Regions from separate parts of the Homo sapiens genome. Here all the other regions are linked to region 2. Evidence: chromatin loops called from intact Hi-C (ENCODE). Cell type or tissue: PC-3. All regions are shown on one strand. Each heading gives the region's core, and the rest is flanking DNA. Links, peaks and the distances in the headings are about the cores only. Region 1 has its middle 6.4 kb from the start of NOS1. Region 2 overlaps KSR2 (kinase suppressor of ras 2). Region 3 overlaps KSR2 (kinase suppressor of ras 2). Region 4 overlaps KSR2 (kinase suppressor of ras 2).

Evidence for each region. A loop is a pair of places that touch in the nucleus more often than their neighbours do. Peaks named below come from ENCODE experiments on the same cell type or tissue, not always from the same donor. Only the 100,000 strongest peaks of a DNase experiment are listed, where the experiment ranks them.
Region 1: it touches region 2 in a loop (2.4-fold over the local background); 3 of 110 quality-filtered maps call a loop at or near these places.
Region 3: a loop joins it to region 2, with 4 times the contacts of the local background. A loop is called at or near these places in 2 of 110 quality-filtered maps.
Region 4: a loop joins it to region 2, with 10 times the contacts of the local background. A loop is called at or near these places in 2 of 110 quality-filtered maps.

The regions. Positions count from the first base shown.
Region 1 is chr12:117,364,266-117,371,886 of GRCh38, forward strand. No RefSeq gene overlaps it. Among named protein-coding and RNA genes, the nearest start is that of NOS1, 6.4 kb to the left of the region's middle. In PC-3, for the core only: a CTCF peak has its summit at 2,943 (motif pointing right); a DNase peak (open chromatin) is centred at 2,946; H3K27me3 peaks cover 14 bases.
Region 2 is chr12:117,484,888-117,492,508 of GRCh38, forward strand. KSR2 (kinase suppressor of ras 2) reads right to left here. Exons shown (of 20, transcript NM_173598.6): 15 at 708-804. Among named protein-coding and RNA genes, the nearest start is that of NOS1, 130 kb to the left of the region's middle. In PC-3, for the core only: no CTCF peak of the experiment used is centred there; a DNase peak (open chromatin) is centred at 2,574; H3K27ac peaks cover 1,866 bases.
Region 3 is chr12:117,833,251-117,840,871 of GRCh38, forward strand. All of the region lies in intron 3 of KSR2 (kinase suppressor of ras 2), which reads right to left. It overlaps LOC105370011 (a long non-coding RNA gene), which reads left to right. Exons shown (of 3, transcript XR_945403.3): 2 at 915-987. Among named protein-coding and RNA genes, the nearest start is that of KSR2, 130 kb to the right of the region's middle. RefSeq lists an enhancer at 2,969-3,514. In PC-3, for the core only: CTCF peaks have their summits at 4,176 (motif pointing left) and 4,379; a DNase peak (open chromatin) is centred at 4,151.
Region 4 is chr12:117,583,343-117,590,963 of GRCh38, forward strand. All of the region lies in intron 5 of KSR2 (kinase suppressor of ras 2), which reads right to left. Among named protein-coding and RNA genes, the nearest start is that of NOS1, 230 kb to the left of the region's middle. RefSeq lists an enhancer at 468-968. In PC-3, for the core only: CTCF peaks have their summits at 4,519 (motif pointing left) and 4,723; a DNase peak (open chromatin) is centred at 4,529.

The sequences.
Region 1 (7,621 bases), core at 1,702-4,201, 120 kb before region 2:
GAGCCAGATACTTCCCTTCCCTCCCTCTGGTGGTTTCCCCAGGATTAACGGGAACTATGGACAACACTAGTTGCGGTAGTAAAGAGAACAATGGCCATCTTCTGTTGAGCACTTCCCATTTTGCTGGTTTTGAGCCACGCATTTAATAGGTATAACTCACTGAACCATCATAAAAATGGTAAGAAATGACTCCCTTTCTTATTCCCATTTTACAGAGGGAGAAAATAGAGGCTCTGGAGGCAAAGTGACTTGCTCCAGGTCACCCAGGTAATCTGTGGTAAAGCAGATATTAGAACTCGGGACCCCAAAGTGGAGCTTTTCCTGCCTCCTCGCCGCTGTCTTGTGGAGAAAGAGGGAGAGGGAGGATGTCAGAGCCATCTGGGGAGTGTCTAGGGTTTGGGGAGAGTGGCTCCTGGTGTTTGGGGACCCCTACCACATGAGTACGGACAGTGTCTCCAGAGATCCCCAGCAAGTGGAGGGAAGAGACTTTTACCATCAACCAGGTGGCCTTGGGACAGTCCCCAAAATGCCCCTTGGGTGTAGTGCCTTGGAAGCTGCTCTGGGCTGTCACAATAACCTGATTCCACCAGGACCTCTCTGGGGTTCAGGGGGAGATGAGGGTTGTGCCACCCTTCTCTCGAGCTATTGGAAGATCAAACCAGCTGAGACCCATCCAGGCATCAGCGTAGGGCAGGCACTTCATAAATGGTCACCGTGATAACAATTATTCTTGGTCCTTCTCTCAGGACCACACCCCTCAACCCCTGCATGGATGGTGGATGGGTGTAAAGGGTGTCCCTTCCCCCCCAGCCTCCCAGCCACTCTGGACCCTCACTGGTGCCCACCCCTCAGTGCAGAGGTGGACCCCAGGGGAGTGGAGTGCTCTGGCGGAGCCCTGGGCAGGAGGAGGAAGGGAGGAGGCTGGCCTCACTGACGTGGCTGTCACTGAGGGGGTAATACATTATCCAGGGCTAATGAAAACATAATTATCTTCTTTTGGCTGCAGAGAGGGGCTAATTTAATAGGCTGTGATCGAAAGGCATCTGCTGAATTCACCCAGCAGTGAAAACACTTGAAGCGCTTCAGGGGGCGGAAATGGACAGAGTGTGGCTGGCCGGGTCCGGCAGCTGTGTCCAGGTGGCAGCTCCCCTGGGAAGAAGGGGGTTCCTGGGGGTGCAGCAGAGGGGATGTGGCTGCTGGTAGGTGTCCTGTGCACAAACAGACCTGGGCTTCTTTCTTGCCATGAGTTCTGGGGCCAGTTATTTCTCTCTCTCAGCCTCACCTTCCTCATCTGTAAAATGGGCGTTAATCCTACCTTCCTGACATTGACTGGGAGGAGCAGATGAACGATATGAGAGAGAGCCTGGCACATTCTAAGTAAGTGTTTCACAAAATTTTCATCCCTCTTCCTGGGCTGGCTCTACTCGGCCTTCAAGTCTTAGCGCGAACTCCCCCACTTGGGAGCAGCCCCAAGCACTCTGCATGTCCCTCTTCAGAACATACAAGTTCTGTGATATTTACTTGTTCAATGCCCTCATGAGGGCAGGGTGGTCTGTCTCATCCGTCACTCCAAGGCAGTGGTTCTCAAAGCGTGTTCCCTGAATGATGAGGTCAGCATCACCTGAGAACTTGCTAGTGATGCTGATTCCAAGTCCCCACCTCAGACCACCTGAATTAGACCCTCAGGGTGGGGCCCTGCAATCTGCATTTTAAACAAGCCAGCCAGGTAATTCTGATGCATGCTCAAGTTTGAGAACCTCTGTTCCCACCAAAAACCGAACAAATGTTTGTTTAAATAAGTAGAAGAAGAGTTTACTATTAAGCTGGGGTTCAGCTATGTGATGACAATGTCTCCCTTATTAGACACCAACTATATACCTAGTCCTCTGCATTATGCCCTTGAACCTACCAAGCCATCCCTTTATCCATCACTTACCATTTCCCACACTACTTCATCCCCAAGAAATGCCCCTTGGTCTGCCTCATTGTCCTGCCTTGCTGGCCCGTTGGAGGTGTTGGAAGACCCATGGGGTGCCTCCTCTGTGTCCTTCCTGTTCCCATGGTGCGTAGGTCCCCTCTCTCCCTTAAGCAGCCCCGTCCACCCAGGGCTTCTGATTCTGGAAAGGAATTATGCTTTTGACCCTGTCTCTGGGTATTTGGCTGGGAAAGTGATTTGGACCTGCTTGTTGTGAAGGATGGCACCCATTGGTCAGTTCTGCAGTTAGAGTAAGGAAGGGCCCTTGGAGATGGCTGCCTCCAACCTAGCGTTTTACACTGGGGAGGCCAAGATCCAGGAAGGTTTGACAATTCATCCAGGGGCAGCAGCCTATCAGTGACAGATCAGTTTCCTGTCCTAACTCCCAGTTCAGGATGCAGGGTCTGAGCCTCCTAAGAGCAAAGTGGGTGTCACTAAAGTGGCCGGGGGCATGCTTCTGTAGGACCCAGGAAAAATGAACAGCGAACAGGGTTGTCTGAGAGCCCAGAACCCCCAGGAGAGGTAGGAGCATTATAGTTTCTGGGCATGTCAAAGACTCCTCCAGATATTTACAGGACTCTGGCAGAGAATAAAGAGGGAAGAACACTTTAAGGCTTAAAGAGGCAGCCTGAGCATTAAAAACACTAGATTTGTGGCTGGAACACCTGCTTTCCAGACCTGGCACTTCCACTAATGTGCAATGTGAGCTCAAGGAAACTCCTTGGCATCTCTGGGTCTCAGAAGATCTTAACCTGAAGATGGCCAAGTCCCTGGAATTATATGCAAAATCAATTGCAAGTGCGTTTTGCTGGGGTAGAAGGTTCATAAGTGTGCAGCGGCTTTTTAAAGGGTGTGAGACCTTGGAAAGGTTAAAAACAATTTCTTGCCTGAGAGCCGGCTGGCAAATTTGCAGATGCCTGAAGCTCTATGCAGACCGTTTGTCAGAGATGCAGTTTCCTAAATGACCAACAGATGGCGCGCTAAACCTTCGCTGTAGCCTTCCTGTTTTCCCGGAGACCAGCCAGGTAGGTCCATGGCTTCCTATATTCAGCTTTCAGGACCAGAACCTAGGTCCCCGCTAAGCTGGGCTGACCTGGGTGGGTTGAGAATGCTGGATCACCCCAGAAACTGTCTGCATCTCCTAGTTCCCAGCATCTGTCCACATAGAGAAGGCATTAAAAAGAATGTGAGGGCATAGGCAGGAAACGGGGTGGGGGTTGCAAGCACACCAGAGGACCAAGTAAAACATTGAGAGGAGTCCTAAGTTTGTTCTTCATACCCTCAATTGAGTCCTTCGGTTATTCCCTTCACCCTCATTACAGAATTCCCTGGTCATCTCGCCCCAATTAAAGGCAACACATTGCAAAAATTCTCTAAGCCTGGAGTTCTGATGGTCTAAATTGCACTGGGGTATGAAGGGCTGGTCAAAGTATTTGCATTTTGAAGGCACTGTTAGAGAGAAGCCAGTGCTAACCGGTGTTGCAAATGTACATACTTCCAGGGAACATGAAGTGGGCTGGGTGGGAGACATCAGGGAGTAGTGGAGCCTGTGGCTAACTGGAGCACATGCCCCTCCTAAAGACATTCACATTCAGATGTTTCCAAAATAGCGTTCCATCCAACTAAATCACTTGGGCCACTAGTATAGGAGCTCTGACCAAGGAAATGGGTTTCAGCCTGGTTAGTGGAGCTGTCTGAGTGGCAAAGAAGGTCTTAATCAGAATGTAAAATAGTGACTCCCAAACTCTCAGATGTATAAGAATTCCCTGAGAAGGGGAACACCAGCTCCTTGACCCTGCCCTCAAAGACTGGGAGTCTATAGCTCTTGGGTGGTACCCAAGAGGCTGTATTTTTAATAAGCTCTCCAGGGGAAACTGAGGCAGGTTGTCTTCTGGTTCTAAGTTGGCTACCCTGAGCTGGTAAGGCCACCCCAGTGTGCTGGACTGGGTCCTTACCCTTGCTCAGCAGATAACTGGAGTTCAATGACAGAGCTTCTCAGCACCAGTGACATCCCCTCAAGATGAAAGCAGAGATCTCTTACAATTCTGCCCTCCCCACCATATCACAGACATGTGCAAAAAAGATGACATGGGTTGACTTATTTCTAAGAATTAGGCAAATTCTGAGACCAGTCCCTAGGGGAGGATAATGGGGAGGTGGTTGAAAGAGGAAGAGGTAAGTGTTCTGGAAAGCTCCCAAACCAGGGCCAGGGTATCTGACTTCTTTATTTGACTCTAGCCTCCATCTGCTGTGTGACCTTGGGCAAGTCCCCTCCTCCCTCTGGGCCTTAACTTCACCATGTATAAAATTAAGAAGTGGTAGACTGGAGCATAGCTTCTTCCTCTGTTCTAGGACCACCTTGGGCTCTCCAGCAGTGTCTTGGGGTCTGCCTGTCATGCAGGTCAAGGGGGAAGGTTGGGGAGCTGAGCTCTGAGCTCACTCAGAGCTGTTCTGTTTTTAATCTGTCTGTGTATCTGGCTTCTTCATTCAGCTTTCATTGAGAGCTATTGGCCTGGCATCTTCTAGCATACATATAATCATTCTCTTTCCCCTCTTTCTGGTGGTCCACATGCCTGGCACTATGCCAGGGGGCTGGGGCAACCAAGACCCCCAGGCAGGCTTCTGGCTCATGAAGCACTCAGTGCCAATGGGGAAGTCAGATGAGCTCACAGTCCATAGGCCGTAACAACCAAGCCTGCTAGTGTGCTGACGCTTTGCAGCCTACACTGCCCAGAACCATGGAAAGGGATCCTGCTGGCCTCACCCTGAGTTTTAAAGCCTTAATGAGAGAACCCATTTTCTTCTCCACAGCCTGACAGCCTAGAGCTCTGTTAGCTTCATATGCTTTGACATTTGATTTATTCAAACAGACATGCGAGCAAACTGTCTTAGACTCTTCTCTAATTGTGTGGAAGAGGGGAGGGTGCAATGATCGGGCGTGATATGAAAGCTTTGGAGTCAGTCCTGGGCTTTGCTACTTCCTAGCTGTGCAATCTTAGGCAAGTTAATTACCCTTTCTGAGCCTCAGCTTTCTCATCTGGCAAAACTGGGGAAAATGATAATCCCTACTTCATAGGATTGTGCTGATTAAATGAGATAGTGGATTTGAAGCCCTTAGCACAGTATTTGGCACGTAGTACCTGCACAACAAATGGTAGCTCCTTCTCCTCCTGTTATTACTAGTGTGAGGGTCCGGCCTCTGTTTTGAGATTAGGAGCCTTTTGAGGGGTAGGAGCCATGTCCGAATCTATTCTGACGTTCTCTAGTATGCCTAGCAGTTTGCCAGTACATCCCAGGCATTCAGTTACTGAATTCAATTGCATGGAGGAATTGGACAATTTCTCTAGACCAGTGGCTCTCAAAGTGTTTTCCCCAGACCAGCATCACCTGGGAACTTGCTAGAAATGCAAATTTTATGAACCCACTCTAGACCTAGTGAATCAGCAGCCCTGGGCATGGGGCCTGGCAATCTGCATTTCGAGAAGACTCCAGTGATTCTGGTGCATTTTCAAATTTGGGAATCAGTTATCTATATCAATAATTTTCAAACTTGTTTTAGCTGGGGCATTAAAAAAATTCTAATGGGATTGTATGCAGAAGCCAGTATATAAAATAGGTGAAAGGGGAGCTATTGAGGAATCATGAAGCAGGGGGCAAGATTCTTGACTGCCCTGTCCTCCTTCGGGGAGCCCCTGGAGCACTTAGGACTTCCAGGAACACAGCTTAAAAAGGACTTCCTCACAATTTTTCATCCTCCTACTCATCTACCCACTTATCCATTCAGCCACCCACTGACCCATCCATCCATCCATCCATCCATCCATCCATCCATCCATCCATTCTTCCATCCATCCATCCATCCATCCATCCATCCATCCATCCACCCACCCATCCATCCATTTATCCAGCCAGACAACGAGCCACCAACCCATCTGTCTGTCCAACAATCCATCCGTCTATCCATCCACCAACCCAGAAGTTCATCCACCAATCCATCCATCCATACATCCATCTATCCATCCATCCCTCCATCCCTCCATCCATCCATCTGTCCATCCGTCCGTCCATCCGTCCGTCCGTCCGTCCGTCCGTCCGTCCGTCCGTCCGTCCGTCCGTCCGTCCATCCATCCATCCATCCATCCATCCCTCCATCCATCCATATCTGTTGGGAGATTATGTATCTCTTGCATTTCTCTATGTCTTGCCAGCAGAGGCACTGATTGCCTTTTTATCAGACTATCCTTTTAAGATGCTTATATAGAGAACAGCTTTGGAAGACAGAAATAATGTTTCAATTCAGAGCAAAGGGCAGGCATGTGTACTCTCCAGGATGATAAATATACTATCTCGGGAAAAAAGGGCAGGTTTGTCCAGTATACAGGATGGGGTTTCCTCTCTTGTAATCCAATCCATGTCACCTGATCCTCTTTGTGTTGGGGATTGAGGAACTGGCACAAATGCTGATACCCTGGTTATTACTGTTGCTGTGAGTAATAAAATCCTATGTCTCTGACCCAGGAATCTCATGTCTTCTGCCAACATCCATAAAACTCGGCAGCTAAATTGTTGGCTTGCATGTAGGGTAAAGCCTCCAATCCTTCACACTTCTTGACACTAGTCAGCCTCCCTCCCCATCACTCTTTCATTCCTTCAGCACAGTGTGTTGGCTACTCCAGGCATGGAAAAGAAAATCGTGTCCTAGCCTCAGAGGGCTTGCAGTTGGCTTGTCAAGGTGAAAGATAGAGACCCACTGAACACTCTAGCCATGCTGTCAGGCAGAAAGTGGGAGCTTTTTGGAAGAATGAGAAGTCTGGACTTGGGAGACAGCAGAATGTCCAGAGGAGGGCACATCTGTGAGGAGTCCACAGGGAAGGTCTCCGGACAGGACAACAGCATTCTTCTGCCCCTCCCTCTGTCCCTGCACTGCTCTGTGTTCACTCTCATCTGTCTCTGCTTCTCTACCTGGCTGAGCACTCTTTGGAGCAGAGACCACATTTTCTTCATCTCTTGGGCCCCAGCACTCCACCCAGTGTTTGGCACACAGTAGGTGTTTAGAAAAGGTTTGCTGACTCACAGGAAGAATTTCAGGTAATATTAATGATGATGATAAAAGAAATATGATGATCATAAATACTTAGGAGCACTTTAGCACTCACTATATGCCAGGCACGGTCCTAAGCTCTCACCCAAATGGGAAGTGTTATATTCATATATTGGTATATTCGCTGTCACATACTTGGTGAATGATATATTAGTGTATTAGCTGTCACCCACTTAATGAATGGCAGAGCCGGGATTTGAACCCAGGAAGACTGGCTGCAGGGTCTGTGCACTTAAATGCTACACAATGATTGCTAAAGTTGAAGAGGGAATGATAAGAGGGGGCAGCTTGGGACACAGGAAGATGGGGTAGCAACTAAAAAATAAGCTAAGCATCACTTCATCAAGATCACCATGGTGACCATTTCTTGAGCACTTACTATGGGCCACGCTAATCCTCCTTATTCTTCATAGCCACCCTATTAGTTGGGTATTATTGGCCTGTTTTGGGGGAAACTAAGGCATAGAGAGGTAGAATTACTTGCTCAAGGATACCTGGCTAAGCAGTGGCAGCTGCAGAATTGGAGCTCAGGTTGGTTGGACTCC
Region 2 (7,621 bases), core at 1,389-3,888:
CTAACTCTTCCGCAAGACTAGATAGTCAGATCTACTTAACCTATGCTGCCGCAGAAGGCAATGAGTTCCTAAAGAGATGTTCACAACTGCTCATTAAGAACACACAGAAGAGTCTATTGGAGGCCTCGTTCAAGGGCAAACATCTAGAGTTGTGGTGGTTTCTTTTTTATTGCCTTTGTGAGCAGTCACATCTTTTATTTCCTCATGCAGCTCAGTCCTAACACCTCCAAATGAGAAATAAAAGCTTGAGTACAACTGACTAATAAGGCCCCTTCCAGAAAACACAGAATGTTCTTGTTTGTTTTAATCCAAAACAACACCCAACAATTTGATGTTTCCCTAGCAGCAGTGGAGAGAGATGGTTTCCACTCATGGAAATTCAAGGACTCGAAGGATGGTGGATCCTAACCAAGAGGGCTGAATAGCTTGTATGTGACCCCTGGTCCTTGCATAGGTCCAAGTACCATAGTGATGAGACACCAGATGGAAACCAAACATTGGTGGATAGTTCCTAAAGATCGTATCGAGGCAGAATTCTTACTTATACATGGCCTGGCATTTTTCAGGTCAAGTCTAATTTCTTTTAAGTCCAGATTGGTAGTCTGAAATCCAACCATGAATCTTAGGAGCCCTGGGGTAGGGGGGCTTCCCTGGGGGAAACTGGGTCTTTCTGAGATTTAGATAGGAGGCCCAAGAGCCGACAGTACCTTCACAATTTCTTGAGCAATCTGCCTGGTTTTGTTGACATCCAAAACGATTTTGGCATCCCTCACAACGGAATAGAGCGTCCGTCCCTTACAGAGGCTGAAAAGCAAAAGGACAAGATAAATTAATGGCAGTCGTTCAGAAGAAGGTGACCCACAACAGTTACTACAAGTGACAAATGATGGCATAGACACGTGGACATGCCACTATTGTGCTTATGAGATAATAAGTCTGGGACTGGACTTCAGATCTGGTTCTGGGATGGAGATCTGGGAGGAAGTTCTTGCAGATTCTTTAGAAACTTGGCCAATGTGGCTGACCGACAAGGACACCCACAGAATCTAGCCTAGTCCAGAAATGGGTTTGCCATGTCCAATCCATCCCAGAGGCTCACAGGTGGAAAGCAGCACATAAATCAAAAACTTCTGGGTCCTCAGACGCCACTCAGACAGCATTCTGTTGGCCATTCACACCAGCTGCATGCACTTACCAGGAGTCAGTGTGTGAGGACAGTGATGAAAGACCAGCAGAGTGGTGGCTGATGTGTATTAAGTATCATCAGCAAACGATGCAGTCAATTGTTTGGACAGGGATGTGTAAACACCAGTAATACCACCCCCAAACCAGACGCCTGTCTAGATAAAGAGTTTTTCAAACTATGTTCAGCCTCATTGAGTTCATTTCGAGGACCAGTAGTTTAAGATGAATGACAGGATGAAAAAGGACATTATGCACTGAAAGTAACACCTTCTCATTTAGTTGCCTGTATGCTCATCTGTCCTGTTCCTCCGCAGTGAGCACAATTCCCAGCACGCACAGAGCAGGCACCCACAAGCTGTCACTGAATGAATGAATTCTAGATTCATCATAGCACTCCCAGCCCCTAGCACCGTGACTGGCTCAGAGTATCCAATGTGGGCCAAAAGAAGAAAGAACGTCACTGTGAAAATTAATTTTCCATCTACATCAAAATCACAGTTTGAATTTTCCTCTTTTAACCTGTGATGTTATTGCTAAAATACTCCTGGCATTGTGTTCATTCATTTGGTGTTTACTGAGCCCTTGTTGTGTACTGGGCTTTGCTGAGATTGTATTTCCTGTGGTTGAAGCAAGAGCGCTGGCATCAGAGGGATCTCAGAATCCCAGCTCTGCTCCTTACTTACTGTATGTCTTGAGGTGGGTTACCTCACCTCTCTGGGCCTCAGTTTCCTCATCGATCAAAGGAAACTAATAATACTTAACCCTGTAGTTGAATACGAGGATTGAATGAGATAAAAGAGTTGGAAACAGGCCTTGGCATCCAGTGGGAAGTATAGCACAGTGGTTAGGAGCATGGGGGCTTAGAGTAGGACTAACGGGTTAGAATCCTGATCTGTCATTTAGTGGCTGTGTGACCTTGGGTGGGTGCATTAACCTCTCTGAGCTTCAGTTTTATTATCTGCAAAATGGGGCCAACAGCTGCTGCCTTTCTGGGTTGTCAGGAGAACCACATGAAATCAGGCATGTAAAGGTGTAGGCACCTCTCTATGCCTAGTACATTTCATGGTAACTTTCCATGAGATCACTGGCTATTATAAAAAGTTGTTAAGTGATTAATAAAATAGTAAACAGACACACATACACTTGTACAAATATATATAAGTGATATATCTATACACATATCACAACTGTTTATCTGTCCACCCATCCGTATACTAATCTAAAATGCCACTGATAGCCACCCATGATCTTTGACTAACATTTTTTTCTTCATCTGCTTAAGGCGACAGTCCCCGGGTAGCTGACTCACAGAAAGTCTGATTCACATGTCTGAGGAGGTCACCCAGCCAGTTGGCAGGAGGCAGCCCAGAATGAGTCAGGGCTGACCCTGCATCCCCCAGGTTGCTGTCCCAGGCAGGGCATTTGCTGTGGCTGCTGGAGCAGAGGTGGAGGAAGGGTGGGCAGAGCAGCCAATTACTCCATGTTGACATTTCAATATTTGAGACTGTGGGCAGAGTCCCTCCCCTGGGTACTTAGTTCCTGAACAGCCACCTACACTCATCACAGGCCAGATCCCAGAAAATACCCTCCCCACTGCAGACCGCAGAGCAAATCACCGCCAACAGGCTCCAAGACTCCCTGGACTCTCCTGCTCAGGGTAACTGCAGGAAAGTCTCAAGCTTCAGATTTCCACGCCTTGTCTTCTTTCCCTCCTTACAACCTCTTTCCCTTCAGCAGCTGCTGAAGTCTTTGCTTCTCTCACTCCCGTATGACCTCAAGAGCTTCTGGAGAAACTACCGCACCAGTTTGGCACAGCTACTAAAGTGAAATATACATACAAATAACCCTGATATGGTTTGGCTGTGTCCCCACCCAAATCTCACCTTGAATTGTAATAATCCCCAAGTGTCAAGATCAGGGCCAGGTGGAGATAATTGAATTATGGGGGCAGTTTCCCCCATACTGTTCTCCTGGTATTGAATAAGTCTCATGAGATCTGATGGTTTTATAAAGGGGAGTTCCCCTGCACAAGCGCTCTTGCTTGCCACCATGTAAGACGTGCCTTTGTTTCCCCTTTGCCTCCCATCATAATTGTGAGGCCTCTCCAGCCATGTGGAACTGTGAGTCCATAAAACCTCTTTCCTTTATAAATTACCCAGTCTCCGGTAGGTCTTTATTAGCAGCGTGAAAACGGACTAATACAAATCCACAACCAGCGATTCTTCCTCTAAGTAAGTACCCAACAGATATGAATTCTCATATTCACCCCTACACATGCACTAGAATGTTAAAGCAACCTATCTGTTGAAATCCCAAACTAGAACCAACCTGCAATGGATTGAATGTTTGTGTCCCCAATTCCGTATGTTGAAATCCTAATCCCAACGTGATGGTATTAGGAGGTGAGGCTTTGGAAGATAATTAAGTCATGAGAGCGGAGCCTCATGAATGGGATTAGTGCTCCTTTAAAAGGGACTCCAGCTAGTTCTCTTGCTGTTTCCTTGCCATATGAGGATATAAGGAGAAGTCAAAAGTCTGGAAGACGGCCCTCCCCAGAATCTGCCCATGCTAGCACTGGATCTTTGACTTTTCAGCCTTTGGAACTGTGAGAAATAAATTTCTTTTTTCTTTTTTTTTTTTTTGAGATAGAGTCTCGCTCTGTCATCCAGGCTGGAGTGCAGTGGCGCAATGTTGGCTCACTGCAACCTCTGACTCCTGGGTTCAAGTGATTCTCCTGCCTCAGCCTCCCAAGTAGCTGGGACTACAGGCTCAATTTCTGTTGTTTCTAAGCCACTCAGTCTGCAGTACCGTGTCACGGTAGTCCAAACTAAGACGCAACCCAAATGTTCGTCAACAGAAAAGTGGATAAAATATGATATATACTTATAACAAAATATGTTCATGCTGTACTATATAAAAATAACCAAGCTACTGCTAACTGCAAAAAGCATGGATAAAGCTCACCAACATAATGTTGAGTGAAGGAAGCCTGACACCCAAGACTACTCCATTTATATAAAGTGCATAAGCAAATGAAACTGACCTACATGCTGAAAGTCGGCACAGTGATGGCCCTTGTGTGTGTGTGTGTGTGGTGGGCGGGGGTGCTGGAAGGAGCATTATTAGGGGGCTGGGGGAAGGCAGTGTTCTGTGTTTTGATTTGGGCGCTGGTTACATGGATACATACTTAGTGGAAACTCATTGGGCTGTTCTTTTATGATCTGGATAATTTTGAAGGTACGTTATCCTTCCAAAAAATGTTTTAAAAAGTCAGAGCCTGGGCAACATGGCAAGACCCCAATTCTACAAAGGATACACAAAAAAACTAGCTGTGTGTAGTGGCACATGCCTGTAGTCCCAGCTATTTGGGAGGCTGAGGAGGGAGGATCTCTTGAGTCCAGGAGGCAGAGGCTGCAGTGCATGGAGATTACACCACCACAATCCAGCCTGGGTGACACAGAGTGAGACCCTGTCTCAAAAAAAAAAAAAAAAAAAGTAAGCAGGGAAAGAATTAACAATTAATATAATTAATGTATGGCGTTGAAATCTGTAAAAAATGTAAAGCGGCACTGATACCCAAGGTATCCTTTTCTAAAGTCTTTACCCAGTGAAGAGTATTTGCAGATGGGCAATGTCTACAGAGGAATTTGGGGCTCCAGGCCTGGCTGTGCCCACCTGGATGTTTATCAGGAACAAAGCTGGAGACAAGTTCAAGATGAAAGCTGAGCTTTAAAGATGAGCAGGCCTCAGGCAGATGTCCAGGATGACTGAGGCTAGGGCGGCCCCGGCAAGTCAGTCCAAGTGTCCACAGCAACTGCTCTGAGCTTGGAATTCCTCATGACTAATAATGGTGGCCTAAAAGCCACTCGCAGTGTGGGATGTGGGGAAAGGAAGGGAGAAGAGGATGAAAGTTTACTGAGTATGTGCTTAGGACCTATATCACCTCCATGATTCCTTCTAGCAATGCTGCAACCCCTATATATATAATAGCAAACCCTATTATATCTATTTTATGGGTGAGGATATGGACACCTAGAGGACCAGCTCGTGGATGCATAGCCTTGATGGGAACCCATTCCCGATCTTCTTCCTATCTTCTCCTCCACTGTGTGGGTGCCCAGTTATCAGACATGATTCTTGAGCCATTAATTAGATATCACAGCTAAGGGAACAGAGGAGCACAAACTGAGTCCAAATCCCGACTCCAGCATTCACTACTTGCTGGGTGACCTTCAGAAATGACTTCAACCTCAGTTTCCATGTCTGTAAAATGGGCACAGCAGAAACAATACAGGCTGACATGTCCTGGGCACATTCTATGTGCCAGACACTAGCCTAAGGATAAGAGTCTTACAAAGTGGGTATTCTTGCTGTATCTCGTTGATTCCAAAGATGCACATCTCTAAAATCAGAATGTGTCCTGCAATCATTGACAGATCATAGTTTCATTGGCACTACATTTCTTTCTTTGTAGCCCATAAAATAAATGGTGAATATTCTTTTCTTTGAGATGGGGTCTCACTATGTTGTCCGGGCTGGTCTCAAACTCCTGGGCTAAAGTGATCCTCCTGTCTCAGTCTCCCAAAGTGCTGGGATTACAGACATGAGCCGCTGCACCCAGCCTAAATGGTGAATATTCTAATTGAAGGTATCTTCAATGATTTAATGAAGCATGGTATCAATCTCATTTTATAGATGACAAAATTGAGGCTCAGGGGTTAAGTAGAGCGGGGATGAATTTAACGTGTAAAAATTGTACATATTTATTGTGTAGCACATGATGTTTTGATATATGTATACATATGGAATGGCTAAATCAAGCTATTGTATTTATCTCACATTTTTTTGTGTGCGGTGAGAACACTTAAAATCTACTCCCTCAGCAATTTTCAAGTATATAACCTATTGTTATTGATTATAATCACCATGATGTTCAATAGATCTCTTGAACTTATTCCTCCTGTCTAAATGAAGTTCTGTGGCCTTTGATCAAAGTCTCTCCACTCCCCATACTCCCCAGCCTCTGGTAACCACCATTCTACTCAATTTCTATGACTGACTTTTTTAGATTCCACATATAAGTGAGATCATGTGGTATTTGTCTTTTAATTAATATATTTATTTTGAGATGGAGTCTCACTGTGTCACCCAGGCTGGAGTGCAGTGGCGCCATCTCAGCTCACTGCAACCTCTGCCTCCCGGGTTCAAGTAATTCTCTTGTCTCAGCCTCCTGAGTAGCTGGGATTACAGGTGCCTACCACCACGCCTGGCTAATTTTTATATTTTTAGTAGAGATGGGGTTTCACCATGTTGGCCAGGCTGGTCTTGAACTCCTGACCTCAGGTGATGCCCCCATCTCGGCCTCCCAAAGTGCTGGGATTACAGGCCTGAGCCACTGCCCCTGGCTGGTATTTGTCTTTTTATGCCTGCCTTTTTTCACTTAGCATAATGTCCTCTAGGTTCATTCATGTTGTCACACACGATAGGATTTCCTTCTTTTTTTAAGGCTGAATAATACTCCGCCGCATTTATATGCCACATTTTCTTGATCCATTCATCTGTTGATGGATTCGAGTTGATTCCATATCTTGGCTATTGTGAAGAGTGCTACAATGAACCGGGGGAGCACAGATCTCTCTTCGACATGCTGATTTCCGTTCCTCTGGATAAATACCCAATCGTGGAATTGCAGGAACTGGGGTTTGAATGCAGGCCACCTGGATCTGGAGGCTATGTTCTTAAAATCCATCTTTTGCTTCTTAACAACTTTCTCTGAGTCTCTGGCATGTCATAAGCCCTCAGAAAGTGGTAGCTGTAATGTCACTATCCCCATCGCCTACGGCAATGAAGATTAACGAGGTCTGCTGGTAGTACAGTCCATCTGGAGGTCAGCAGAAAGTGTTTTAGTGGCTCAATAGTGTATTTAGTATCTCTCTAGCTTCTAGTGCACATGCACACATGCACCTCTCGGTATTTCTGTACACCAAAAATCATCTTTCTCCAAGAAGAGGGGCAAGGCCTGGGAATTCTCCATCTTATCTGCAGGCTACCCCACCTCTCCCAGCCTGGCCTCAGGCAGTACCCTCAAGGCTGCCCTTTGAGTCCCTATCTCAGGTGACACAGAGAGCCTTTGGCTAAGATGGCACTGTGGGTACAAGATGTTTATTATAAACCAACCTAAAAGGGGCTTGTCAGAAACAATGAGATAAAATCATCTAGAAGGTTTGTCTCTGAGGGCCTCTGTCCAGACTGGCTCATTCTGCCAAAACAGTGACTGGGACAGAAGTCTGAATGCCTGTGGCAGCCATGTCCTTTCCCTCCTCCAAACGCTTCAGCACCAAGCCCAGGTGGGGAGCAGGGGCTTTTTCTGGGAGCAGCCACCTCTGAGGACTGACACCCTGGCTCCCAGCCCAGCTCTGTCACCTGAAGCCCCCAC
Region 3 (7,621 bases), core at 3,218-5,717, 350 kb after region 2:
TCACACATGATGTGTCTAGCACACTGTAAACGTGGACCAATGCCTTATACATAGTAGAGGAATGTTAAATATCTGTGCAGAAACCCTTGGGACAGGAGTGCATTTGGGGGTGGGGGTTGGAGTTTTCTTAGAGACAGGGTCCTGCTCCGCCACCCAGGCAGGAGTGCAGTGGCATGATCATAGCTCACTGCAGCCTCAAACACCTAGGCTCAAGAGATCCTCCAGCCTTGGCCTCCTGAATAGCTGGGACTACAGGCACACACGACCAAGCCCAGCTGATTTTTTTATTCTTTGTAGAGAAGTGGTCTTGCTATGTTGCCCAGGCTAGTCTTGAACTTCAGCCTCAAGCAATCTTCCTGTCACTCAAGCAAGCCTCCCAAGTCACTGGGATTACAAGTATGAGCCATTGTGCCTGGCCAGGGGTGCATTTTAAATCCTCTTTTTCCACATTCAGTGGCATCATGAATATTCAGAAAAGACCACCGGACACTAAGTCCTTCCTTCATGAAGAAATCTACAAGCTCTTTCATCTCAACCTATTTTGAACCCACCTTGATGTCATAATTCCCCTACCGTGATTTCCCAAAAAATCACAGTATCTTGTCTTAGAACCGGCAACACCTGGCGGGGCACTTTGGGAGGCCGAGGCAGGCGGATCGCTTGAGCCCAGGAGTTCAATACCAGCCTGGGCAACATGGTGAAACCCTGTCTGTACAAAAAAAAAAATTTTCATTAAAAAAATTAGCCAGGTATGGTGGCATACCCCTATAGTTCCAACTACTCTGGGGGCTGAGGGAGGAGGACGGCTTGAGCCTGGCAGGCAAAGGTTGCAGTGAGCCAAGATCAGGCTACTGCACTCAAGCCTGGGCAAGAGAGTGAGACCCTGTCTCAAAAAAAATAAAAAAAAAAAACAGAACTGGCATCACCCAAGAATCCGAAGGACTCGGCTGAATAAAGACCATGATCCGAAGTTAAAAGGAGTTTCAGGTAAATTCTGCTTCCACCCTCTGGTCAGTGGTACAAAGATCAAAGGAAAGTGGATGTAGTTGAGTACAACTCTGTCCTTCTTTCCAAAATCCAAACAAAACAAGTACACCTTTTCCAGGGCACCGTATGTTACTGACTTCAATACTGAAAGTTTGCAGGCAGCTTTGACATCACAAAATGGTCCAAAAAGATACTGGGGGTGGGGGGCGGGGTAGGGATTTTTTTTGAGCTATGGTGATTTGAATGAAAAAAGAAACTGTCCTGAGTAGATTGGAGATTTGGCATTTGATAGGCAATAAAATAAAATAATCAACCCAGGAGGCAACAGGAGAAGCCCAAACATAGCCTTTGAACTCAATGGAGGGGTTTATTCTCCTAGAAAACTTCCCCTGACCTTGCTCGGGCTGCGGTGAGGCTCCTCCTCTGGGCTTCCCAGCCCCTGTGCTTCCCCAGCCTGAGAAGAGCAATGAGAATCATACTAATAGTAATATATGATAATCACACTAATACCATGCACTGAGTACTTCCTACAGCATTTGAGCTGAGACCCAAATAATGAAAAGGAGCTGGCTCACAGAAACAGTATTGCAGGCAGAAGAAACAAATGCAAAGGTGGGAATTAATTTTTTTATGTTCAAAGAATCCAAAAAAGGTGTCACTGAGTGGATATAGGGATCAATGCAGTAATAGTAACAACAGTTAGAAGCTGTGCGGGTAAACCAGAGAGCCGTCTTCGAGGGCAGGGATGCAGTTTCTGCTGGCAGCTCACTGGCTGGGCATGAAAATCGAACCCGAGACACAGAGTCCAGGGAAAAAGGGGCTTATGGGCCATCCATCCTGTCCTCAGGCATTTGGCAGACCAAGACACCAGGCTCAGTGAGGCCATGTGGCTGACCCAGGCTCCCATAACCAGAGAAGTCAGGGGCAGAGCCAGAACCGAAGCATCCTGCCTCCAGCCCTGAGCTCCGTCTGCTGTTGCCCCCTTTCATGGGTGATCAGGAGCTGTTTATCTGCAAAACTGATGGAAGTTTTAACAAGGTCCCTGGGGAGACAGGGAGAGATGGTGCATGTATGTGTGTGCATGGCGAGTTGGAGGGAGGGTGGTATATCACGGTTCCTCGCTTTCATCTGGTTCCTGTTAATTGGACTAAAGACCCCTGGGAAAACCATGCTCTGGGCATGATAAGCCAAACCCCAACTCAGTTATGGTTTTCTGTGCTTTACAGAACCTCAGTGTTCACAAAAGCTCCTGGCTTTCATCTGGCCTCAGAATACAGAAGTTGTCGTCAGTGTCGTCATAATCATTATCCTCCTCCTTAGAACCAAAGCGGCTATGTTCCTGGAGCGCTTAGGATCAGTCAAGCCAGTGGCTCTCAGCCCAGAGTGATTTTGCCGCAGGGGACATTTGACAGTGTCTGTAGGCATTTTTGATGGTCACTACCAGGGGCTAGGGGGTTGGATGCTACTGGCATCCAGTGGGTAGAGGCCAGGGATGCTGTTAAACATCTTCCAAGGCATGGGACAGTCCCCACCACAATTTTCCAGCCCCAAATGTCAACAGTGCCAAGGTTGAGAAACCCTAGGGGCTAGCCCTTTTTGTGCTGTAATTGGAGACCACCAAGAAAACCTCCTACTTGGGACCTGAGATGTAATGACTGACATCAGAGAGGATTAACGATGAGCACTGTTGTTAAGCAAGGCCGCCTACCCTACAGCCTCCAGACAGTCTGCAGTTAGGAAGTACCCTCCGTAAACTGACAACCCCCTACAGAAAATCCCTTTAGTCTAGAAACTTGCCCACTCTTGGGGAGTAAAAATATTTCCATAAAAGACTATTGGGAAACTTTTCCCAACCTCCCAAATATGTTAAAAGAAGATTGCGATTGGGTGCTAACTTTTTTCTGCTCCAAAGTACTAAAAGGGGTCAGAACACTGTCTTCCATCCACAGGGCAGTAGCATCGTCAAGTTTAGGGCCTGATGGAAGTCACAGGCAACACCCTCAACTGTCGGTACCCATCATGGAGTGGACTTCAACAGCTCTGGGGCCCCGAGACCATTCAGTTCCTGTGGAATCTACCTTCCAGAAAGATACTGGAGGCAGAACAGGCAATGCCAACACCGTACTTATTAGGAAATGGAGAGAAACCTTTCACTTCACCATTCTCTTTGGGTTGTATGATTCCCAATTCACCCCAGCCAAAAGGAGCACAGCAAAGTCCCGCTCAGATGGAGAGGTTGTCCCAGACAGAGGCAAAAGCACACATCACCTCCCTTAAACATCACAACACTAAAAGACTCGCTATCATGATGCCTGTTTCAAAGACAGAGGTTCCGATAGGGAAGAGGCTGGACCCGTGGCCCAGGCAGGACTCACATCCCAGGCTCAGGACTCATATGCCTTCCTGACTGTGCCACAAACCAACCAGGGCAGCTGAATGACGCAGCCGGGAGGCCCAGCCCCTTGCCAACTGTGGCCCGTGTCTTTTTTATCAGTGCACCCCACTGCAGGGAATGTGGCAAGCACCAGAACACTGATTTCAACTGAAGCAAGTCCAGCCACTTCTCATCGTAGCCATTCTTTAGACAGCCTCTCGGGAGGGCTCCCATGCAGCTGGGGGTGCCCCAGGCCGGGCCCCAAGCTCTTTCCAGATGTCTCCCAAGGGAATGAAGCCACTGCCTAGAGTTTTTTCTGTCGCTTCGGAGCTCCCTTTGCATCTCCACTAGTTATTATTTGGAGGCTGCATTTCAATGTTCCTTCTTTACAGTTCATTTTCTCCTCTTAATTGGTCTTGCAGTGTGGCAGGGAGACCAACGCAAGAGCATCATGACATGAATGCGGAAGGAAGGTGAGTGGCAGCAAGGCCCCGTCGGAGTAGGCTGCTCTGATAGATGCCTCTGCCGTTCACTAGGGGCCAGCCGGGAAAGAAACCCAGGGTCTCCCCTGGCTTCCAGCCTGCCTGCCGAGAAAGCTCGGTCTGTGAAACAGAATTAAGCCAGCATTAGTCCCTGCTGTAGCTGGGTCAAGCCCTCCTCCTCTCTCAGACTCAGTTTTTCCTTACTTAAAAGTTGAGATGATCAGACCGAGGTTCCTGCCAGTTTCTACATTACTATGCATCTTGTGCACCGATTTCAAGACAATTTTGACGTCTCCGCTAAAGGAAGCTTATCGGGCAGCGCCTCCTGGTGGCCAAACATGACACTGCGCCATCAAGAGGTGGCCCTGGTCGTATGGTGTCCAAGAAAACACTGGGAGGAAAAGGCATCCCAGTGTCTACGGCCAAGCAGCTACGTGCCCCTAACTTTTTCAAGCAAGGAGCCTAGGATTGAAAGCAACAATGCAGCCCTGACGCTCAGTTCCTCCACCCTACGTGATCATGATGGCACAAGGTCTTTACAAGTGGAGCTTGAAAAATCTGTCAGCCCGAGCCACTGAGAGCATCCTGGTATCCGGTTACAAAGCTGGTCTGCCTCATTTCTCCTCCACAAAGTACCAGATAGAGAAGGAAAGAAACAAAGGCGCTAAAGAAAGAAAATGATCAGATGATGAAGCTAAACTGAGCTCTGTTCCCAAGGACAGGGCTGATGTTGGGGGTAGGGAAGTACCGTCTCCCACCCTCCCAACTCAAAGCAACAGGTTCTCTGTGTGGGGAAAGGAGGACCATTTAAGGTTTCCTGTTTGAAGAGTGAAGTCAGTGGGGGAAATTCGGAGTGTAGGGCAACCCCACATTTCTGAATCCCATCAGGATGGTGGTCACACTCACCCAAAGAAAGCCACAGACTCCTATATAGGAGTGACCTTCAGAGAGTACTATCCAGACAGCATCTGTGTACAGCACTCCAAAGACAACGAGATGTGGTCCCCACTCCCCAAAGAACTCAGTCTGATGCAGAACAGACCCCAAAAGTCAGCACAATGGACCATGCATAACGTTTTGGGTTGGGTTTTTGAGACGGAGTCTCGCACTGTCACCCGGGCTGGAATGCAATGGCACAATCTCAGCTCACTGTAACCTCTGCCTCCCAGATTCACGCAATTCTCCTGCCTCAGCCTCCCAAGTAGCTGGGATTACAGGCGCACACCACCACACCCAGCTAATTTTTTGTATTTTTAGTAGAGATGGGGTTTCACTGTGTTAGCCAGACTGGTCTCGAACTCCTGACCTTGTGATCTGCCCACCTCAGCCTCCCAAAGTGCTGGGATTACAGGTGTGAGCCACCATGCCCAGTCAGGACCATGTATAATGAAAGTTTTGGGTGAAACTGATGTGGGTTTGAGCACAAGCTCTACCAGGTACTAGCTGTGTGACCCTAGGCATCTCACCCTCTCTGGGCGTGTGCCTCCTTCCTGCCTTCCCCTGAGCACTTACTATAGGAAGTTCTTGATCAATTACAGCCCCCTATAAATGTTGTACCACTTGTGCAAATATTCATTCACCCCCACTACAGAGTTCTCCACAGTCAATGCCTCCCCAGCCTCTTCATGTATTTATTGCCCTCCTCCAAAAGGAAGTTCTTCTTTACATCAGACCAAAATCTCCCCTGACTTAGACATGTATGTATTTGTTTTAATTGACACTCACTATTTCTAGCTTGGTCTTTTACAAAAAGGGTTAGCAAACATTTTCTCTAAAAAGCTTGACAGTAAATATTTCAGGTTTTGTGGGCCATACGGTCTCTGTCACACTACACAATTCTGATGTTGCAGCGTGAAAACAGCCATAGACAAAGTGGAAACAAATAGGTATGGCAGTGTTCCAATAAAACTTTATTTACAAAAGCAGGTGGAGGGCTGACTTTGGCCCGTGGGCTATACTTGGTCAACCCCTGTTTTAGAGAGAAAATCTCTCATTATCTGATCACTATCCCTCCCACACGATCTCATTCCTGATACACAGACAGAAAGTGCTTTGGCTTCACTTCTCTCCCCTAGGGCAAATTATAAAGGCTTCAACCTTCCCCTCCAAGGACATAATTTCTGTGATTAGATTATGACAGTTCATTTGTTCGTTAATTCATTCAATGATACTTTTGCAACCATGCTAAGTAGTTTGTAGGAAATGAACAAAGTGCTGCGTTTAGAGTGTACGGTCTGGAATCAGCCCGAGCTCAAGTGCTGGTACCCCGCAATTTACTGGCCATGTGACCTTGGTTGGGTACCATGGTTCACCCCTCTGTGCCTTCATTCTCTTATCTGAAAACTGGGGAATACAAAAGTCCCTGTCTCATGGGGATATCTGACGATTAAGTGAAATAACCCTCAAAATCAGCTCAGAACACCGCCTGACACTCAGTATGTTTTTAATATTTTATCGTTATTATTTTGTTTATTAAAAGATGGCTCTTGCTATCTAGGAATTTCCAGTCTAATATGGGAGATTTAGATATCAAAGCAACTACAAGATAACTGCCCAATGACTATGGCCGAAGATCGACACAGGTGCAATCAAGGAAATCCTCCCCGCAGTGGTCAGGAGTTGCCTAAGCCATGGGAAGGTTTACTTTAGAAAGATGCAGCCCAGAAAGTTTTTCCTTTTGAACAGATGCAAAGGGACGGTGAATCAGTGAGAAAACCATTGAAACCTGGGAGGTCAGAGCATCCTGCCCCACCAGGCATCAGCAGCAGAGAAGAAAGTATCACAGTACAGATGAAAGTAAGCAAACAGGGTTCGAGGAGGATTCTTTTCCTTCAAACTTTCTCATTTAAGTTACACAACTACTTATTTGTTGCCCAGAAAGACAGAAAATGCAGAAGGGCAAAAGAAAGAAAATCATCACCCTTAACCAAAGAACAGCTATGCTAAATATCCAAGTGGATTTCCTTCCAGACTTTTTTCCCATTTTATTTTATTTTACTTTATTTTATTTTATTTTTTTTTTTGAGATGGAGTCTCCCTCTGTCACCCAGGCCAGAGTGCAATGCGCAATCTTGGCTGTCTGCAGCGTCCGCCTCCAGGGTTCAAGCCATTCTCCTGCCTCGACGCTCTGAGTAGCTGGAACTATAGGCGTGCACCACAACGCCTGGCTAATTTTTGTATTTTTAGTAGAGATGGGGTTTCACCATGTTGGCCAGGCTGTTCTTGAACTCCTGACCCCAGGTGATCCACCCACCTTGGCCTCCCAAAGTGCTGGGATTACAGGTGTGAGTCACCACACCTGGCCTATTTATTTATTTATTGAGATGGAATCTTGCTCTGTTGCCCAGGCTGGAGTGCAGTGGCATGATCTCAGCTTACTGCAGCCTCCACCTCCTGGGTTCAAACAATTATCCTGCCTCAGCCTCTCAAGTAACTGGGACTATTGGCATGCACCACCATGCCCAGCCAAATTTTATATTTTTAGTGGAGACAGGGTTTCACCATTTTGGCCAGGTTGGACTCAAAATCCTGACCTCCAGTGATCCATCTGCCTCGGCATCCCAAAGTGCTGGGATTACAGGCGTAAGCCACCACGCCTGTCCCCATGCAGCTGTTTAAAAAATACTAAGCCAGGCATGGTGGCTTACGCCTATAATCCCAACACTCTGGGAGGCCGAGGTGGGCGAATCACGAGGTCAGGAGTTTGAGACCAACCTGGCCAACATGGTGAAACCCCGTCTCTACTAAAAATACAAAAAATTAGCTGGGCATAGTGGTG
Region 4 (7,621 bases), core at 3,468-5,967, 100 kb after region 2:
GGATGGGTGGGTGAGTGAGTGGGTGGGTGGGTGGATGGATAGATGGATGGGTGGGTGAGTGAGTGGATGGATGGATGGATGGATGGATGGATGGATGGATGGATGGATGGATGGATGGATGGGTGAATGGAAAGATGGGTAGGTGAGTGGATAGACAGGTGGGTGGGTGGATGCATGATGAATGGGAATGAGGAAGAAACAAAAAAATGACTTCAGATGAGATGCCTGTCCCCATCTGGTCTCTTCTTTCATCCCTTAGGCTAAATCTCAGCGAACTGTACTATCACTCCATTACAGACTGAGTTCTGGTTCTCCCAAAGACCCTGTGCACCAGGTCCCACCTCCGCCCTACTGCCCATTGCCCACACCATCCTCCTGGCAGAGCTTGCAGGCCCCAGAGAGCTGTGAAACAACGGCAGCAAGGAACTCGTCCTGCTTGTGGAATCTCCAGGGGACAGGGAGAGAAGAAGCAAGTGCCTGACCCTACACGCCCGTTCTCATTTCTCAGGCCAGAGGGATGGAGCCAGCTCCCTGTTTTTGGAGCTGCAAATGCATGCCTCATTTTTCACAGCAATTGTTATGGAGTGGCACTCTCTTCGGGGAGCCGGGCATGTCAGAACCTATCACAGAGCATTTAACCCCCAACCTACTCGCTCCTCTATTCTGTCTAATGACACCGTCGGCAGCCGTCTGAAAGCTGTTTCCAGAAATCCCAATTCTGCCCTTGTAAAGCTGGGATCCTTTATGAGAGAGCTAATGATTTTCCAAGCCCCAAAGGGCAGAGAAAACCTAAGAGGGAGACAGCATGATTTATCAATCAGAATTATAGCCCGTGGGATTCCTTTAGTTTAACTAAAAACTAAATGTCATCAACCTCAAGCACATTTTACTACTTGTTTCGATTTCTGAGGGAAATAGAAAAGACAAGAGAAAAAAAAATTTTTAAGAGAGCATTCTTTCCATTCCTATCTCTTTTGGGGACTGAAGTCAGATGTGGGAGGAGGGATTCCACCCATTAACTCCTTAAGGTGCTTTCTCCAGTGCGAGGGGTGGGTGGGAATGGGAGGATGGCGCTGGAGAGGAAGGGTTAGCGTCCTCACAAGGAAATCTACAAAACTAGGAGTGCTAAATGGGTTTCATTTCAGGGGCCACTAGTAGTGGCTGCCCAAAGAAGTGTGTTAAAATGGATTCTGAGGCTCAACAGGAAAGGGCACTGAAACTGATTAGCAATGTCTGCCACGGGTGAAGAATAAGATTGTACCAACAGGTCCACATACATTTTCCACCTCTGCAAGAGCAGGAACCACATCTCATCTTTCCATCACCACCTCAAAGCATCGTGCCTGAAGCAAAGTACTTAATACATGTTTGCTGAATCCAAGATTATTATAATAGAAACATCAAGTTTATTGATTACTCAGTAGGTGCTAGGGATTATGCTATGCATTTTATACCTGGAAGCTATCCCTCTGTGTGGTCAGGCTATCATTATTCCCGTTGTGCAAAGGAAAACAAAAGGAGCTCAGAGAAGTGCAGTGACTTGCTAAAGGCCACACAGCCAGGCACCTGCAGATTCTCAATGAATAACTCTGCAATTGTTTGAAAGTCTTCCAGGAGCCCCCGCACCCCCGTTCTCAACCAGAGGAGTGCTCTTCCCCCTAGGGGATATCTGGCAATGTCTGGGGACATTTTTGGTTGTCACACTGTGTGTGTCTGTGTGTGTGTGTGCGTGTGTGTGTGTTACCAGCATCTGGTGGGGAGAGAGCAGGGATACTGTTTAACATCTTATAATGCACAGGGCAGACTCCCATAATAAAGAATTAAACATCCCAAAATGTCAATAGCATCAAGGTAGAGAATTCCTGATCTAGATGCTTCTCTGCTTGTCTAGCCAACTCCCTCCCTTATTATCACCACCTCTCCATCAAAAATCCCCCAGATGGTGCTTCTGAGGCTCAACTCAGCAGAGAACAAATCCTCTTTTATTATAAGCACATCTCACTATTAGGTTCATAGCCTAGTTATTCAGTTATTCTCAATTACAGCTCCCTTCAAAAAATAGATGTAATTAAGTTTAGTAGTTTGGTCTCATTTCCCAATATCTGGTTGAAGGGGTGAATTCTGTCAATTGCATTAAGTGGCTGCAGCATCATTAGTCTCAAGCAATAATAACCTCCACACAGCTTCCTACGTGGGCAAGAAGATTTGAACTTTGAGATCCTCTCTTTGCTTTCTTCGTTTGGATTTTATTAAACTTGCCAATGCAAGCCTTAAAGCAATGGAAAACTGTTGAAAGGGAAGGGGAAAAAATATATGAAAATCCAGGCCTTATCATAACAGAGAAGGCAAACGACATTTACAGCAATTAAACCGATACAGAAACTTCTGCTTAACAATCAAAGCACCTATTAAGATGTCTCCATAGCTGAACAAAAGCTTCTTTTCTACTCTAATTTTCTGATAACAAGTCATGCAGACACAGAGGCAGAATTTTGTGCATCCCTGGTGCCTATGGTCTCAGGAGTAGAATAATAGACATTTCTCCGTAGATATTTTCATTTCTAGTGCATAGAAAGAGAAAGAGGTGGAAGGAGGGAGGATTCTTCTCCCCTTGCACAGGTCTTGCTGTTGATGTCTTCTGAGAAATGCATCTGCCCAGAAGGGGCTTTGCACAGAAGAGGGAAAAGCCAGGAACCCTGGTCTTTGGAATCACCTTAGCAGTCAGAGGGACAAACAGAAGGCCCAACAGCAGGAACCAACATTAACAAAGCATCCACACCACACACAGCTTCTTGATGAAAAATCAGGCTCTGACCTGGTGAATTTGAAAGCTCCCTGACGGATGAGCTAGGCATGGGAAAAATACGTGAGGATATACACAGAGACACAGGTAAAAATGGGTGACGATAAAGGAAAGGAAGAGGAGGAGAAGAAAGAAGAAAATAAGAAATAAGAAAAATAGGGCCGGGTGCGGTGACTCACACCTGTAATCACAATACTTTGGGAGGCCAAGGCAGGTGGATCACCTGAGGTCAGGAGTTCGAGACCAGCTTGGCCAACATGGTGAAACCCTGTCTCTACTAAAAATACAAAAAATTATTTTTGTATATGGCGGGCACCGGTAATCCCAGCTACTCGGGATGCTGAGGCAGGAGAATCACTTGAACCTGGGAGGCAGAGGTTGCAGTGAGCCAAGGTCGCGCCATTGCACTCCAGCCTGGGCAACAAGAGCCAAACTCCGAAAAAAAAAAAAAGAAGAAGAAAGAAAGAAAAGAAAAAAGAAAGAAAAAGAAAGAAAGAAAGAAAGAAAGAAAGAAAAATATAGTAAATCTGCTGTCTGCTGTGTTACCGTGTGCCAAGCACTACTGTCAAACAGACAGACCCTTGACATATATTATCCCATTAATACAAACACTACAGAGTATACACACACATAGCGTATCAGCCATGATCATTAGTGCCATTTCAACAAGGAAATTAAAAAGTTATCCCGACTGCCCAAGGTAAATGCAAGTAAATGCCAGAACAGGGATTTTTAATTGAGCTGTGGCTCAATTAATGGAAGTGAATTTCATCTCCCTTTCACAGATGGGAATATTGAGGCTTAGAAGCAATATGCAATTGTCTAGAGCTGATAAGTGACTGAGTTGGGATTTAAACTGCAGACAGAAACAAACTGGATGCTTTTAGTCCAGAGTTCCCTCCAACACCCTGCTCAACCCATCCTATACTGCCAAGGCCTCCTACCTACCTCTGTCTGGGAAGGACCAAGGAGGCCTGGGAAGTGATGTAATAGCATAATGCTCCTCTCCCACCCAAAAGATGCCCACGTCCTGATCCCTGGAACCTGGGAGTATGTTATCTTATCTGGCAAAAAGAGATGCTGAAGACGTGATCAAGTTAAGGATCTTGAGATGGAGAAGTTACCCTGGATTACGCGGGTGGAACTAATGTCACCATAGGGCCCTTATAAGATGGAGGGAGGAGGGTGAGAGTCAGAGGTCAGAGAAGTGGACATGACAATGAAAGCCGAGGTCAGAGGGATGCAACTGCTGGTTTTGAAGGAGGAGGGGGGACAGCAGCCAAGGCACATAACTAGAAAAGGCGAGAATGGATTCTCCCCTAGAGCTTCCAGAAGGAACCAGCTCTGCCGACACCCTGATCTTAATCCCATTGGCATCCATTTCGGACTTCTGACCTCCAGAACTGTAAGATAATAAATCTGTGTTGTTTTCAGCCGCTGAGTTGGTGGCCGTTTGTCACAGCAGCCATGGGAAACTGACACAGCACCTATCTTGTTCCAGGCATGGTTTCAAGGGGATACGGTGAACGAGATAACCATGTTTCCCGAGTTTAGAGTCTACAGGGGGAAATCAGAAAGTAAATGAGCCAAGAAATAAGAGTCCATGAGGAAAATGAAACCGTACCAACGTTGGGGTTGTTTTAAGGCAATGGGAGCCCCGATGTGCGTTAGAATGGAAGCAGCAGGACGCTGTGCTGGGCAGTATGCATTTAAGAGCTCCCTCTGGCGGTCGAGGGGAAAATAGCCTGCCAGGCTGTAACTGGAAAAAACAGGGAGGGCCTCCCCGCCTCCCTATCCCTGCATCAATGCTCCATCACCCCAACCCCTACCCAGGTCCAATGCTACAGCTCTAACCCTGACAAGACCATTCCTTCCCAAGGTCATTCTCCCAGCACAGGCCTTTCCCACCGGAGCTATCATGATCCCACCCACAGCCCCTCATAAAAAATCCACATCCCATCACTCCTCCATGTCCCTGGGAAAAGCAAAGGGGGTGTACTCATTGGCCCCACAGCCTGTATTATTTTTCAGAAGCCAACAGAGTATTTTTACTTCCTTGGCCATAAAGAAGGGTTTTGTCCCAAACCTACCAACTTGTAGCACTGGAATATCTGCTGTGGCATAGACTGATCTTAGAGGACAGTTCCTGAAGAAATTTTCATGGGATTTGCATTCCCAAACCCAAGCAGGGGAGGATAAAAAGGTAGCCATGGGAAGAAGGCAAAGCCAGTTTTAAAAAATTATTCTTTGCGATTTATCTGCTATGGGGACAAACGATACTAGGCTGGGAGCTTTTGGGGTTTGGGCCTGGGTCTCATCTGTCACTGTATCCCCAAGTGTTGAGCTCAGGATCTGCTCTAAGAATATTAAATGTGTGTTTAATGGACAAATGAATGAATGAACAAATGAATGGACCGATAGTCAAGTCCTGGCTGAACCTGGTGTTTTTCCGATTAATGAGAAACTTACATGGCCCTGAGAGATCGTAGAGATAACTTTATCAGACTCAGAGCAAATCTGAACTTATTTATCCTCAAAATACTCTGTGTGGTAGGGAAGAAAGTACACATTATAACTGTTTCACAGATGGCAAATTGAGGTAGATGTGGGATGTGACCTGCTGTGTGTCTTTGGGCAAGTGACAACCCCATGAGCTTCAGTGTTCTCAGGCAAAAACTGTGAGTAAATATCAGTGCCCACTGTACCTCATTGTGTTGTTTGAAGACTAAGTGGGATAATGCACACAGAGTATTCTGAGCATGAGAGCAATGCTCAGACATATTTACCGTATGTATCTTGCAGCTATGTCTTCATTTAATCCACACAATCTTATGAGTTTGTATCCATAGTTTACAGATAAGGAAAGTAAGGATAACTAAATTGTTCAAAGTCATATAGCTAAAGTTCACCAAATATCATGAACTCTAGAGTTGAACCCAGTTTCCTATAAAATTAAAGCCTTCTATCCAGCTCCATACCATGTCCCCTTCTGAGATAAATGTAAAAATTATCTTAAAAGCCATGCCAGTCTAGAGTTGAAAAGGACCACAAGAAATAGTTTATTGCAGTCTTTGAATCGCTAAACCCTGTTGGATAAATAAGGAGCTACTCTACCCTAAATGTTTCCATGGAGATAAAGACCTCTGAGCACATAATATTATTAAAAATAATAGCTAACTTTTATTAAGCACCTATTACCCAGTGGGACCTAGATTATGTGATTTAGTTGTATTATTTCACTTAGTCTCCATAATTCCCTTTTAGGTGCTAAAGCTCAGGTTTGAACCCAAGAGCTCATCCTCAGAAATACCACAAAGGAACTGGAAGTTCCAAACTGCCCTTAAGCTTCCAGCCCAGGGACATGACAGACTGAGTGAGAACTCAGCAGAGGTGTTGCATTCAAATCAACTAGCAAATTCATTGGGCCTAAAGGTAACTGAAACTAATAAAACTTAGATCATTAAACTTTTCTTTGGAGTCACAGGCCAGTCACCAGCTAAAATCCCACTGATTTATCCAAGGCGCCAACCAATCCTAGACTAAAGCTGCTCATGATATCATTCACATAGCAGAGGATAACTCTATTTGCTTTAATATCCAACTCAAATATATCAGATCTGAAAGTATTTTAATTATGTGCAGTTTCTAAAGGTTACAGCTCCATGATGCTTCAGGGCCAAGTGCTTCTTCATGGAGTTGGACATAATTTTCTCCCTGAAACAATGATAACTCACCTCCCAAGATCCAAACATCATCATCTGGGGCCCTTGATGGCTATGGAGGCTTCCCTGGAATCCCTTGAAACTGGTGAGTGCATAGACCAGGGTGGGCTTTGGTTTCATGTCATCGGGGAAGAAATAAGGCAGAGGGGACTGACAGTGATAAGAGATGCTAGGGGTGAGCAAGGATTCTTGATGGAAGAGATCATATACAGGGATTTCAGAGAAGTTTCCTGGGGCTCCCATGACATTGAGACAAAACAATGGGCAATGGCTAAGCTATTGAGACTATGGCCTCAGTTCCTGTCCACTGCAGGAATGCAAGTATTAGGGTCAATGCAATTCATGCATGTGTGGAGTTTAAGTTAGAGACAAGACCTTGAGTGTGGACCTCCTCTGGAGACAGAGTAGCATACTTTATTTCTGAACAGGAAGGGCCTCAAGGGCAATCAACTTGCCCAGTGCAGTGTGGGAGAGAGAGCATGGGGCTTTGACGTGAGCACACCTGTGACAAACACCAGCTCTGCCACTTACGAGCTATGGGATCTTGGTACTCTTACTTTTCTGAGGCTCGGTTTCTCCTATAAAAAAAGTGGTCATTGTATCTCCCTCATAAGATTGGTAGGAGGATTAAGTGGGGTGATATAATTGGAACAGTGCTCTGCCAAGTGCCTGATGTAGTATTGTTATTATTGTTTTTGTCACTGTCATCATCACTCTGCCTCTTGAATTTAACACATCAGTTAGAACATGACAAAGCTCTGTACGGACTATGACTTAGTGCCAGAGTTGGCAAACTTGACCCTCAGGCCAAATTCAACTCATTGTCTAATTTTATAAAGTTTAATTGGCACACAGCCACACCCACTCATTGACACACTGTCTATGACAACAGGAGTAGTTGTAACAGAGACAGTATGGTCCACCAAACAAAAAATAATTATTACCTGGCCCTTTAAAGAAAAAGTGTGCCAAGTCCTGATTTAGAGCTATGAAACTCATTTTCTTGGCTAATCAGCAGAAAGATTTTTTCCATGGAGCCAGAAGACCAGGATTCAAGATCCCCTTCTGCCACTTACATGGTAGGAATCCTTACACA